Linked DNA regions of Homo sapiens: region 2 is linked to region 1. A link is a contact called in ENCODE Hi-C or POLR2A ChIA-PET data. All regions are on one chromosome and are shown on one strand. The core of a region is the stretch at or near the end of the contact, and the rest is flanking DNA. Distances in the headings are between cores, read along the strand shown.

Region 1 (3,890 bases), core at 576-3,075:
AAGAGATGGCCAGGTTCTGGTCTATTCCCAACTCCTGCTCTACTCCTTACCTAATCGACTTCCCTAAAATAGAAAAATTAAATCCTTGTTTACTATGGATCAAACTGGAGTTGGAGAAATTTGGAGTTGGCAGAGCTAGCAATCGAGAGAAAATTCAAACTGAGCAAACTGGATATAGAAATCAGCGAAGCTTCATCTCCAATCTCCACAAACGTCATTCACGCAATTCTGTGTCTGCCCAGGAAGGGCATCGATCTGCCACCAAAATGATGCATCCGCCCCTGTGTTAAGGGGCCCGGCACTCTGCCCCGACAATCCCCCACAGGGCCCAGACAACCACTTCCAAGGCCCATCTTCTTGCACTGTTCCAACAAACACAAGTCACACCCACCCACAAACAAGCCCGTTTCAAGAAAACAAATGCCGGCGGCAACGCAAGGAGCTGCTAAAAGTTTCCAGCTGCCCTGCAGAGCTCGCTCCTGCTCAAACGTCGCTCCACTCCCGCACCATCCAGGTGAATCGGGTTGTAGTGCGTTTCCAAATACAGCAGGACCGGCGCTGGCTGTGAAAAAGTTAATCGAAAACTTCATCTTCCTCACACCCAGAGGCCTATTCTCTAAAGACGTTCTGCCACGGGAAGATTCGTTTTGGGCTGATGGCTTTGCTTACTTAGAACCCCCAAACGTCACAGGAATTTGCACCAATACTAAATTAGCGAGGGTTCCCATCATGCCCCCCAAGCCTTCCTAAAAGGCGGCCAAACTTCAGGATACCGGCTTGGAGGTGGGGGGCGCAGGAGAGGATGCCGAAGTCCTTCCCTCCTGGAGTTCAGCCAACTCAAAGGGTTAGCAGGGGCATCTCCCACCCTGAGCGCAGACTGGATGAGGAAGCCCCCACCTCAATTCCCCTGCGCCCCTCCAAAACATGGAAGGAGAGGGAGGCCGGGGGAGGGATACGGGGGAGGGATGCGGGGGAGGGGGGAGAGTGTAATTTCCCAGTTGACAGAAAGCAGGTAAATTGGGAGAGAGCGGGGTGAAAAGAGTGACAGGGCGACATCACTCTGCGGAAATTTCCCAGGAGGAAGGGGACAGCGATGGGGACAGGATCTTGGGTGGCGGGGAGGGGTCTGGGAGTTGCAGCCCCTCCAGGACCTTCTCTTCTCCCCTGTCCAACTCCCTCCCGCCGGCCCCACCTCTTGATTCCGCGGACCCAGCAGGGTCGGCCGCTCTGCCTCAGCCCTGCCGACTAAGAGGCGCCCGGCCCGGGGCCCGCAGCTGCCTGCGCCCCCGCCATCCTCCCCCGGCCCGCGGTCGTCCCGCACTCACCAGGAGCACGGAGCCGCGCACCACCTCAGACACGCTCTGCCGCAGCTCGGCCGCCGTGCCCGGCTTACTCAGCGCCCGGGTGAACTTCCGAGTCTCCGCCGAGGCGGGGAGCAGCGGCGGCTGCGACATCCTCCTGCCCCCGCCGCCTCCGCCTCCGCCTGCTCCCGCGGCCCGGCCCGGCCGCGCGGCCGCCAGGTGCGCCCTCGGCGCCCGGCCCGCTCCGCCCGCCGCTCCCGGCGCCGCCGCCGCCTGCTCCCCCCGCTGCTCGCCGCGAGTCCGGCCGCCGCAGCCCAGGCCGCGCCCTCTGCACCGTGTCACGCCCCAAGGCGCCCCCCTCGGCGTCCGCGGCCCCCCGCGATCGCAGCAGCGCCCGGGCTCGCTCCGGGCGACCGTGCGTGTGGCGGCGGCGGCTCCCCCATGCCACCAGCCTCCCTCGGCGACCACTCGCCGGGCCGCCTCCTCGGGGCGGGGTGTCCGGCGCGGCGCGGGCGGGGCGGGGCGCCCGGACGGCGGAGGAGGGGCCGCCGCGGCGGGACGGCGGGCCAGGCAGGTCGGCGCGGCCCGGCGCTGGAGCTAGGCGGCCGGACTGGCAGGGGCGGCGTGCCGCGCGGGACCCTCACTGGGGAAGGTGGGGGGTCGGGGCCGCCTCCGCCCCGGGCCGCACGTCCGAAGACCGGAGGAGGGGACTGCGCACGCCACCAAGAGGGCGCACAGCCGAGGCTGGACGATGCGCGGTTTCGGAGCAGGGTTTCCTGCCCAGGGAGCCCGGCTGCGCTCGAGGGGACCCCGAAGTCACCGGCAGGGTCGGAGCTCGGTGCACCACGCCCCCCCTCTGCGCCCGGGGCCTCTGCGGGGACAGAGGTCTCAGGAAAGTAGCCTTTATTTATGTGGCACCGATCGGAACCCGCGGCCGGCCAGGCGGACCTGGACGGAGCGTCCCTGCTCGGAACCTGGCGCGGGGCGCCGCGCGCTCGTGTGGCGCCTCGGCCTCCCCACCGTTCAGTCCCCGGAGGCACGGAGCTCGCGGCGGGACGATGACGGTTGGGCCGGGCCAGGCGTGGGAGACTCCCAGACTCCGGCCCGCCGGGACGGCCAGCTGCGTCACCTTGGACGTGGGCAATACTTCGGAGCCTCGGTTATGTCGCCTGTAACCTGAGGACAACGGCCTGGAAGGGGCTCAGGTGACACGGCGGCCCTCACTGGGGCCGATTTAGCCGGTCTGCCGCCCCTCCGCGCCGGACCGCCAGGCGGGGTACCAGGGAAACTGCGATGCGCCGGCTTGCGAGCCCACCGTGACGCAGAGCTGGCGGCCGCTAGCGACAGCCACCCTGTGAGGGACTTTCCCCCCAATACCCTAACCGCTTTCCTGTCCCTAAGGGCCCGCTCCCGCCCCGGCTCCGTTTCTGTCTCTCTGAGGAAGCCCGGCGCAGCCTAACCCTCACAGGGCCGCGGAGAGGGCGCGCCAGGCGGGGATTTGCGCCAGGCCCGCGGCGCATGCTCAGTGGTTGGGGACTGGGCGGGTACCCCGGGCGGGGAGCCTGACTGAACGGCGGCTCTGCTGATTGGTCGGGCTGCTCACGCCACGCCCGTTGCCTTCCGATGGACAGTTCCTTACCTGCCGGGTCGGCCTCCGCAGAGAGTGGTGGTCTTGAAAACCCAGTTTTGGGAGAATACCTGCCGCGCCTCCCGCCCAAATACCCAGAGGTTTCATAGCCGCCATCGCTGCGGTGGAGGAGGCCGCCTGTTGCGTCCCACCCCACCAGAAAGCCTAACACTGGCCTGAAGCGTAATCTTAAAGTGGTAGGGGAAAATACCGATCTAGCGCAGAGAGCAAAACACCTCCGTTCTGGGTTTAATGGGCAGGTCTGGAGGTGAGGTATGCCGTCCGCACTCAATAATTACTTGCAGGATCGGATTGTTTCTCCAGTGGGTGGGGACTGCAGGATGTAGCATTGAGTGAGCCTGGCAGATTGAAAGATAAAACAAGGGTGATGATAAAAACAATTACACACTAACCCATTTCCTCCTCCGTGAAATGAGGGAATGGCCCAGACATTTTCCAGACCTCTTCTGTCCTAAGAGTGGAGCTGGGTGACAGAGCAGGTGCAAGCCGGCCTTTCCCTGCCTCCCCGGGGAACGCACTCTGTTCGGTGAGAGCAACTCAGCTCGCATTGACTCCTTTCAGCTGCAGGAGTGTGGCCGTTCAGTTCTCATTTGAACTGTTGACAACAGTTGTCTTCTGAGAATCATGAGTTAGAGCCTCCCTTTAGGCTTCTGACTCCCTCAAAAGTACCAGACAACACAAACTTTTCCCCTCTTGTTACCTTGGCTCTCTAAGCTGTATCTACTTCTATACAAGGCGAACAATTTTGTCTTTTTAAATTAAAAACAACAACAAAAGCACCTAAGGTTGTAGGGTTTTATATTCTTTTTTCTTTTCTTTTTTTAAGAGCTATATGATTACAGTAGAGTGTGTGTGTGTGTGTGTGTGTGTGTGTGTGTGTGTAGTCTAAAGAACAAAATTTCAACAAATGGTTTTAAAGATCTAATTGGCTTCTATTAGCA
Region 2 (4,045 bases), core at 748-3,247, 1.0 Mb after region 1:
GCAAACATAGTGAGACCCCCATCTCTTAAAAAAACAAAAAAAGTAAAATAAGGTGAAATTAATATATTTTACTTAATATATTCAAATATTCAAAGTATTATTTGAATATGTAAATGTAAAAATTCACTAATGAGGTCTTTTACATTTTCTGGGTACTAAGTTTTCAAAATCCAGTGTGTAGTTTACTCTTAGAGCACATCTGAATGTGGCTCGTGGCTGCCATATTGGATGGAACAGCTCTAGGGCACAGATTGTGCTACTAATCAAGTCCCACCTTGAGGTGCTGGGACTGGCCTTTTGAATGCAGTGTTAGTCAGCCCTTGGCCAGGCAGGGTCGGGGGAGCTCTCAGGCTTGATGGAGAGCTGTATAGTTGAGGAACATGGTCGAGATGAGGGTGCAGGTGTGAGCCGTTAGTTGTCAACACAGCAGTTAGAGAGGATCTGAGTGGCCACTGACAACATCTGCTACAGCGGGATGGGGAAGAATGGCCTGGCGGAAGAGTCAAGGGTGGGATGATGGAGCTCTAGAGTTGACATGTATAGTTTCCTGGTGCTTGAGCTTAGTACAGAGGCAGAGCCCAGAGAATCTTGAGTCTTGAACATCTCTCTCAAATATTAGGTGTTCAACTTGGCTTTTGGCAGACACTGAAGATTGGAATGGTCTCTAAGATCCTGAAGACTAAATAGTCTATTTGAAAGAAAAGCTGTGCTTCCAGGAAAAAGCCAGACCTAATTAAGTGTCTTCAGAGAAGGGCATGGGCTCTGTTACAATGCATGATGAAATACCGTGTCATAATACATGGATAAGACCTTCACCTGGAATTTTAGAGATGAAGCAAGATGAAGTAAACTAATGTTTACTTTGACCTTGGTGAGATCATTTTATAGCTCCATTAACCCAGTTTTGAGGATAGTTTCTTCTTTGAAGCAGAATGCATTCTGATAATGAATTTATCTCATAATGAGTTATTTAGTATTATTCATCTGAATGCTACTGCGGGTATGTTAACAACAGTAGTTTTGGTTTTGGCAGAAATAGTGTTCAGATTGTTCTTTAAGATATTTGCCAGTGGATTTACCAGTTTTAACTGCCACGTGAGGCCACATCTTGCTTATGAAAGTAGGTGCTATCTAATCTTTTTTTTTTTTTTTTTTTTGAGATGGAGTCTTGCTCTGTCACCCAGACTGGAGTGCAGTGGCGTGATCTCGGCTCACTACAACCTCTGCCTCCCGGGTTCACGCCATTCTCCCGCCTCAGTCTCCCGAGTAGCTGGGACTACAGGCGCCTGCCACCACACCCGGCTAATTTTTTGTATTTTTCGTAGAGACAGGGTTTCACTGTGTTAGCCAGGATGGTCTCAATCTCCTGACCTTGTGATCCACCTGCCTCGGCCTCTCAAAGTGCTGGGATTACAGGCGTGAGCCACTGTGCCCAGCTGGTGCTATCTAATCTTAAGAAAGGATTTTTTTCCAGCCACTGCAAACAGGATTTGTTTCCCTGTTTGCAGTGGCTGGAAGGCATGCATCCAGTTTGTCTAAAAGCCTACCATTTCCCCCGCTTTTTGTGTAAGTTATTGTGTGCTGATGATAATATATGCAAGACTGTGCTAGCCATGTTAGACATTCTCATTTAATCCTCATAGCAGCATTATGACCTAGATAAGTACTATTATTATCCCCAGTGTACAAATGAAGAAACTTTCTATATATCTAGGAAATGTCAGAGCCAAGATTTGAATCCAGGTCAGAATCTGAGTCTAGACCAGAACTCTTATTGACTATATTATTCTCTAATGGTAATTCCCAAGTGGTTCTGGTATAATTTTAAGAAAGAAGGTGACAGTTACATATTTGGATTTAGTTTTCATGTAAAACCTTACATTTTTTGGCACTTTACTGTTTATAAAAACTCATTTGATCCTTTTAATAACTCCCTAGGAAATCAGGGAGGTGTCATCACCTACATTTTGTAGATGGAAACGGGGGCCCAGAGAAATGATTAGCTCAATGACTCACAGCTGAGAGTTGACCCAAGTCTTGTGACTCTGAGGGTCAATGCCACTTCCTATGTGCCAAGCCATTTTCAGGCATTTCTTTTCTATGTGTGGAAAATACAGGAAATCATTATTCCTGTGGGAGAGAACCAGTGGCAATATGTTACTGGGGAGTCATTTTGCACACGCTGACCTCTCTCATTTTGGCTGTGATTGGCTAGCCTTTATAAACAGAATTGATTAAAGTTCTTTCTCAGAACCTTTGTTGCTAGGAAATACCTTACAAAGAATTTTGGACTGGGCGTGTAGCCAGTTTGTTACATGCTTAACAAAAACAACAAACGTTAAAATTCTGTGTAGAGGTCCAAATTAGCAGACTTCTTCAAACGTTTTCCTTCATTTAGAAAATAAACTTTATGTTGTGGCTTTACACAAATGGTCTGAGTGTTGACCTGATTCTTCATTTTTGACCTTCCATGAATGTCTCCCAGGAGGAAACAGGAACAGAGCCTTTATGGGGCTCATTCCAAACCAGTTCAGACTTGTCGTGGGAATGGTTCACATTGGTAGTTGTTCTGTTATAGTTGTGTTTGCTTGTACGAGTTCTACTTCTTCTTTTTTTTTTTTTTGTTGAGACAGTGTTTCGCTCTTTTTGCCCAGGCTGGAGTGCAACGGTACAAACTTGGCTCACTGCAACCTCGGCTCACTGCAACCTCCGCCTCCCGGGTTCAAGCGATTCTCCTGCCTCAGCCATCCGAGTAGCTGGGATTACGGGCATGCACCACCATGCCCAGCTAATTTTGTATTTTTAGTAGAGATGGGGTTTCTCCATGTTGGTCAGGCTGGTCTCGAACTCCCAACCTCAAGTGATCTGCCCGCCTCAGCCTCCCAAAGTGTTGGGATTACAGGCATGAGCCACCGTGCCCGGCCCGAGTTCTACTTCTAGTTACTGGGTAACCGGGAGGCATCTATGCTTTTTACAGCTTTAGGCCACATTATTACAAGTTCACATGTGTGCAAGCTCTGTGGAACAATATCATATCTTTGAGTAGATATTAGTGTTTATCTGGGAATTGCCACTGTTTTTCTTATCTAGAAATAAAAAATTTCAGAAAGCTCTTGACCAATCTGTGGTTAAATCTTATAACCATTACAGCCTCAGCCTGTGACCTTTGAAAAGTTAAAGTCCTTGGGACTCAACTTTGTCATAAAATTGGGGATAATACTCTTGTAACTCACAGTTATGCTTGAAGGAATATATGAGAGATAGTCTTGATCTTTAATAGGGACACAGTAATAATTTCCCGTTCACAGTTCCTTCTTGTTCTTGGTCTTTTACTTGGTAAAGGTTTTATTTTATAAACTATATCTTTTTGTATCTTTTACCTCCACTTTTATACAGAGATTACATTTTTTAAATTAATTAAATAATTAATTAATTTTTTCTGAGGAGTTTCGCTCTTGTTGCCCAGGCTGGAGTGCAATGGCAGGATCTAGGCTCACAGCAACCTCCACCTCCTGGGTTCAAGCAATTCTACCTCAGCCTCCTGAGTAGCTGGGACTACAGGTGTGTGCCACCATGCCCCGCTAATTTTTTTGTGTGTGTTTTTAGTAGAGACGGGATTTCGCCATTTTGGCCAGTCTGGTCGCAAACTCCTGACCTCAGGTGATCCACCTGCCTTGACCTCCCAAAGTGCTAGGATTACAGGCATGAGCCATGGTGCCCGACTCTTTAAAAAATAGTTGTACAAATTTTTCAGTTCATTTAAAAATGTTGCTATAAGAACATTTTGTTTCTTATTTGAGTCGTTATCATCTTAGAAAGTTCTAAGAGGTGGTACCTGTTGGTTGCCTTTTGCTGGTTTTTTTCCTCCATTTTTTTCCTTCTAGCTTTAACAGTGACTACTGGGAAGTTCTCTCTCTGTCTCTGTCTGTCTCTCTGTATCTCTCTATCTCTTTTCTTTTTCTCCTTTCTTTTCTCTCTTTTCAGTGGGGTCTTGCTCTGTTGCCTAGGCTGGAGTACAGTGGTGTGATCTTGGCTCACTGCCACC

The links. A loop is a pair of places that touch in the nucleus more often than their neighbours do. ChIA-PET counts read pairs that join two places held with the same protein, here RNA polymerase II (POLR2A). Pooled maps may share reads with other maps.
Region 2: a pooled map shows a loop between it and region 1 (2.7-fold over the local background). The contact joins the enhancer-like site here to the promoter of DOCK9-DT in region 1. A Hi-C loop is called at or near these places in 1 of 37 single-sample maps with no recorded cell type and 1 of 50 pooled maps. POLR2A ChIA-PET finds 5 or more read pairs at or near these places in 1 of 52 experiments (PC-3).

What each region holds. Positions count from the first base shown.
Region 1 is chr13:99,084,898-99,088,787 of GRCh38, forward strand. It overlaps DOCK9-DT (DOCK9 divergent transcript), which reads left to right and starts at 1,826. Exons shown (of 1, transcript NR_047482.1): 1 at 1,826-3,728. It also overlaps a transcript of DOCK9 not described here. RefSeq lists silencers at 1,158-1,637, 1,678-1,987, 2,078-2,137, 2,718-2,947 and enhancers at 1,828-2,389, 2,952-3,511.
Region 2 is chr13:100,098,179-100,102,223 of GRCh38, forward strand. All of the region lies in intron 1 of PCCA (propionyl-CoA carboxylase subunit alpha), which reads left to right. Among named protein-coding and RNA genes, the nearest start is that of PCCA, 11 kb to the left of the region's middle. RefSeq lists an enhancer at 1,977-2,271. Within about 2 kb of position 1,998, at least 10 of the 41 ENCODE cell types and tissues checked have a DNase peak (open chromatin) inside an H3K27ac peak, as active enhancers do.